Linked DNA regions of Homo sapiens: region 2 is linked to region 1. A link is a loop called in an ENCODE intact Hi-C map of the cell type or tissue named here. Cell type or tissue: heart right ventricle. All regions are shown on one strand. Links, peaks and the distances in the headings refer to the core of each region. The heading gives the core; the rest is flanking DNA.

Region 1 (2,812 bases), core at 54-2,553:
TTTCTACTTCTCAGAGCTTCCTCCTCTGCACCTTCCAGGACCTCCCCAGTCCTCCTAGGAGTGATGAGTAGAGACTTGCCCAGACTACTTAAGGGAAGGACTTACACTTGTCCTTCTCCTGGGGAAGGGAAAGGTTCCTGAAAGGTGAAAGTTAATTTCCACCTCCCCTCCCCACCCACCAACTCACACACCCTAAACCAGGACCTTGTGGTGACCCGCGCTGAAGGCTTACAGAGTGAGTCATGCGGGGCTGACCTGTCAGAGTCACCCAAGCACAAGATACTAAGCTTAGTTTAGAGGGGTGGAAAAGTAGGCAAAGTGCTCTCATCCTCAGGAGCACAGTCCACTTGCAGCTTGTGCCCCTCACTCCTTTCATCCCAAAATACTGCAAACATTTGGGAACACTGTACAAGGGCCTTAGAGCAGAGGGAACACATGACAAATAAGAGTGAGTCCAAGGAGTTGAGATTGGAGTGGAGCCTTAAAGAGTGAATTCAGCACACAAATTAGGTAGAAGGGCCCTCCAGGCTGCAGGAATGCCCTAAAGCTTAAATATATTTGGATTCCATCTAACAGGCAGTAGGGAGCCATGGAGTTCACTATGGCTTTGGAGACTGTCTGAGTTTGAATCTGCCTCTGTCCCTTCCCAGTGGTTTGATCTTGGGAAAGTTACTCAACCCCTGTGGTTGACGTATTATTTTTCTCCATTATTTGCCCTTCCCTTGGCCAGTAAGAGAATTATCCATCCTAGCCAGTTGCCATGTGACTTGTGTACCTTCCAGAGGAAGGAGTGCACTTCCCCAGCCCATTGTCAAGCTTAACCACATGACTTCCTTTGGCCAATGAAATGTGAGCTAGAGAGATACATGCCAGTTCGAAGCAGAAACTTGGAGTGCCATTGCATGTTTGAGTCTGAAATCTTACTTTTTTATCTCTGCCACTGGAAATGTTGTGTCTTGGATAGGGCCTGCACCTTCAGCCTGGACCCTGGAATGAAAAGACACAGAGCAAAGCTGCAGTGAATCTACAGCTGTGATGTGTAATGTGATGAAGAAAGCAATTGGCTTTTTGTAAGTCACTGAGAGTTTGGGGTTGTTTGTTATCACGTCATACTTAGCAAATGCTGACTGGCACACCTCTCAACAGTAGGTGATTTTAGTAGCATCTACCTCACGGCACTGCTGTGAGGATTAAATAAGATTATCTCATGAAAAATGTCTAACCATTTCATCAGAGATTTATATTATAAAATGACCACTCTGCCCACACATAAATGGACACTGGATAAACAACAGAAATAGAATTTGCAAAAGAGTAGCAAAAGATGATGCTATATAGTGGGCTGAATAGTGTACCCCGCAAAATTCATGTCCCCTCAGAACCTCAGAATATTAACTTATTTGGAAATGGGGTCTTTCCAGATGTAATTAGCTCAAGATTTTAAGAATAACTCATCCTGGATTTAGGGTGGGCCCTAAATCCAATGACTGGTGTCGTTATAAGAAGAGGAGAAGACACAGGGAAACAGAATATAAAACGATGTGAAGATGGAGAGAAAGATTAGTGATGTGTCCACAAGCCAAGGATTGCTGGCAACCGCCAGAGGCTAAGAGAGAGGCATGGGAGGTTTTCTCCCTCAGAATCTTCAGAAGGAACCAGTGCTGCTGACACCTTAATTTCAGACTTCTGGCCTTCTGAACTGTGAGAAAATAAATTTCTGTTGTTTTAAGCCACCCAGCTTGTGGTAATTTGTTATGACAGCTCTGGGAAACTAATACAGATGGATTGTTTTAAAATAACACTGAACAACTTGTTAATCATTTGGAAAAAAAATAAAATGGCTTCCTACCTTGTAGCATACATTAAAATAACCCCCGGTTAGATTAAAGACCTGAATTTGAAAAGCAAAACTTTATGATCTTTAGAAACTAAAGAAAATCATCTTCAGGACCTCAGGGTAGGGAAATAGTTCCTTAACAAGACGCAGTCACAAATTGTATTACTCTGAGTTCTCCAGAAAAACAGAAGTGTTACTGGAAAGGGGTCTGGATCCAGACCCTAAGAGAGGGTTCTTGGATGTTGCACAAGAAAGAATTCAGGGCAAGTCCATAGGGTAAAGTGAAAGCAAGTTGTGTTTTTGTTTGTTTGTTTTTGGAGTTGGGGGGATGGGGGGAATGGAGACTCTGTCGCCCAGGCTGGAGTGCAGTGGCGCGATCTCAGCTCACTGCAACCTCTGCCTCCCAGGCTCAAGCAATTCTCCTGCCTCAGCCTCCCAAGTAGCTGGGATTACAGGCACCCACCACCATGCCTGGCTAATTTTTGAATTTTTAGTAGAGACGGGGTTTCACCATGTTGGCCAGGCTGGTCTTGAACTCCTGACCTCAGGTCACCCGCCTCGGCCTCCCAAAGTGTTGGGATTACAGGCATAAACCACCATGCCCAGTGAAAGCAAGTTTATTAAGAAAGTAGAGGAATAAAATAATAGCTACTCCTTAGACAGAGCAACCCCCAGGGCTGCTTGTTGCCCATTTTTATGGTTATTTCTTGATTATATGCTAAACAATGGGTGGTTTACTCATGCCTCCCCTTTTAGACCATATAGGGTAACTTCCTGACATTGCCATGACATTTGTAAACTGTCATGGTGCTGGTGGGAGTGTAGCAGTGAGGACGACCAGAGGTCACTCTTGTCGCTATCTTGGTTTTCCTGGGTTTTAGCCGGCTTCTTTACTGCAACCTGTTTTATCAGCAAGGTCTTTATGACCTGTATCTTGTGCCCTCCTATCTCATCCTGTAACTTAGAATGCCTAAC
Region 2 (2,812 bases), core at 254-2,753, 54 kb after region 1:
GGGTGGGGACACAGCCAAATCGTATCAGGCTCATACCTGAAATCTCAGCACTTTGGGAGGCCAAGGTGAGAGGATCACTTTAGGCCAGGAGTTTGAGACCAGCCTGAGCAATTCAGTAAGACCCTGTCCCTACAAAAAAAAATTTTTAATTAGCCCTACGTGATGGTGCATACCTGTACTCCCAGCTACTTTGGAGGCTAAGGCAGGAGGATTGCTTGAGCCCAAGAGTTCGAGGCTGCAGTGAGCTATGATCGTGCCACTGCACTGCAGCCTGGGCAACAGAGCAAGACCCTGTCTCAAAATAAAAAATAAATTCAACAAACAAAACTATAATGTTGAATATGCTTTTCAAACTAGATCACCCCCATTCATGAAAGCCATTGATCTTGTCCAACTTGCTCATTTCACCACTGGGGAAACTGAGGTACAGATAAGGGAATCAAAGTGCTCAAGAGGGTCCAGTGAGACACAAGCACACCTGGGACTGCCAGAGCTCCTGGTGCCCAGCTCAACGCCCAGGCATTCCTCAGAGTCTATGCCTTGCCAGGGACAGGGTGGGGGACTTGGAAGCGGGCAGGCTCCTGTGCCGCCATGGCCTCCGCCAGGCTCCTCAGTGCTCTCAGGCTAACCTATGGGGTTCTCGAAGGGAAAGAGGTGTCTGGAGCTTGGTCTGTGGTGCTGAGGCTGCTGGAGACAGGAACCCTGAGTTGTAGGCCCAGATCAGTGTTGGGCAGCTCCAGATTAAAGACCCAGCAGAGAGAGTGAGGAGCCCTCTTTCGTTCAGACTCTGCAGCCTCCTTGTCTCCACCTCCTCTATCACAGCTACTCACTCCTCATCCTGGACCTGATGCCTGCTCCTGTCATGCTGTCCCATCAGCGTCTCTCTGGCTCCTGTACCCTCCTCCCAATCAGTCGCAGCCTCACTTCCACTCTCTGACAGGGACCCAGCCCACCACCTGCAGGCCCATGTGTGTTTTGTTTGACACTATTTGAAAACAATCTGAATTAGTTGCTCATGTTTAAAAACTGGTAGGAATCATCTAAAATATTGAATTTCTTGATTCTCTTGAAGAATCTACAGACTGACGATATGAGGCCCGAATTATTTTCTGACAGGGCAGCAACTGACTGGGCTAAGGGGCAGCTGCCCCATCTGGATGGGGAACTTACACAGTGGGCCCCAGCATCTCCACCATTCCCCGTTGCCTTCCCAGCCCTTCTGCTGCCCTCCTTTAGATGACCTGTGTGGCCTTGGAAGGCATTTGCAACCCTAGTCTTGACCACTTTGATTTGAGCCTCCCCCACATCCAGCTTATCAGACAAGACCCTCCTACCCTGAACCTATGCCCAATGATTAACCCGTCCACACACAGCCTCTGACCATCCATTCACTCAGCCCAGCCCTCAAGCATCAAGGGAGACTGTGCCCCCATTGCTGTCCCCCAAACACCTCTGTGGACCCACAGCTCAGCCCTCCAGGCCCCCTTCCTCCAAGTCCCACAGCTCCCATGGTGGTCATTCAGAAAGCACAGCGCCCAATCCACCATCCTTTATTTGTCCTAAATAAGGACCCCTGTGCTCTTACACTAAGCCAAGAGTTCTCGGATTTTGTACCGAGGTGCTTTGATGGCTTGGACAATCCTCAATGGGGGGAGGTATTTCTGGGGTGCCATAAAAATAGGATAACGAGGTTTAGTCGTCTTGTTGATGCTGCACAAATCCAGGACCACAGACTTAGGGTTGTAGATCTCTCTCTTCTTGGGCCGGTTTGGAGTGAACAGTTGACTTTGGCAAGGCTCCACGAGCAGCTGCAACAGGTCCTTCCGAAAGATATTCCAGCTGTTCTGCTGGAGGAACTTCTGGCACATATCTTCATCACTAAAGGGCAGGCACAGAAGCCGAGGTTCTCATGCCAGTCCCGCCCCTCCAGCCTTGCCTCCTGCCACTCTCCCCTCCCTAAGCATGTGGCGCTTCATTCTGCTTCTCTGACCCTCCCAGACTCTCCTTCTGCACCCTTTCCCTTTCCACAGTTTTCTTCCCTTAGGCCTGTGCTGTCTCATGTAGTAGCAATGGGCCACCTGTAGCTACTGAGTACCTGAAATGCAGCCAGTCTGAAATAGAGATGTGCTGTGAGTGTAAAATACACACCAGATTTCACAGACTTAGAACACAGAACTTAGAAAGTAAAATAGCTCCTTAATCATTTTATATTGATAAATGGATAAAGTGTGGTATATACATATTACATGATTCGGTTTACGTGAGATGTCCAGCACAGGCAGGTCTGTAGAGACAGGAGGTAGACTGGTGGCTGCCTTGGACTGGCCATGGTGGTCTGGCTCTGCCCTCCCCCTCACCTCATAGTAAGTGCGGCTGAGGAAGGTGGAAGAAGGACTGAGGCCTCCTGAGACCACAGCAAGGCAAGGTGGTATAAAGCTTCAACTAACTCACCTGTACTCTCTTACCTAAGCAGACAAGCTGAATACATCATTAACAAGTCAGAACATTCATTCTTCCAGCCAGATTATATCGACAAAGATAAAGTCAACTTTGATCCATAGAGATTGGCTTAAGAAAAAACTCAGAGGTCAGCATGGCTACAAGCTAGTCCTGTAGCATCAGCAATATGACAAAGCCAGCTGCCACCCGCTCATGAAAGCTGACCGTGTGCACCTCTTCTCAACTCCATGCTTGTGGCAGCAGGTTGGTAGTTTGAAACTGGCCATGGTGGGAGTATTTACACTATGGAAATCAGCAAACACTGCAAGCCAGGGTCCTCCTCCGGCATCTTGGAGAGCTGGTTGTTAAACAT

Evidence for each region. Hi-C counts contacts between places; a loop is a spot of excess contacts. Peaks named below come from ENCODE experiments on the same cell type or tissue, not always from the same donor. Only the 100,000 strongest peaks of a DNase experiment are listed, where the experiment ranks them.
Region 2: it touches region 1 in a loop (2.1-fold over the local background); 4 of 110 quality-filtered maps call a loop at or near these places.

Annotation. Positions count from the first base shown.
Region 1 is chr20:36,083,354-36,086,165 of GRCh38, reverse strand. No RefSeq gene overlaps it. Among named protein-coding and RNA genes, the nearest start is that of NORAD, 34 kb to the right of the region's middle. In heart right ventricle, for the core only: no CTCF peak of the experiment used is centred there; no DNase peak of the experiment used is centred there.
Region 2 is chr20:36,029,423-36,032,234 of GRCh38, reverse strand. It overlaps CNBD2 (cyclic nucleotide binding domain containing 2), which reads right to left. Exons shown (of 12, transcript NM_001365709.1): 12 at 1,535-1,878. The coding sequence ends at 1,587. Among named protein-coding and RNA genes, the nearest start is that of NORAD, 20 kb to the left of the region's middle. In heart right ventricle, for the core only: no CTCF peak of the experiment used is centred there; a DNase peak (open chromatin) is centred at 1,794.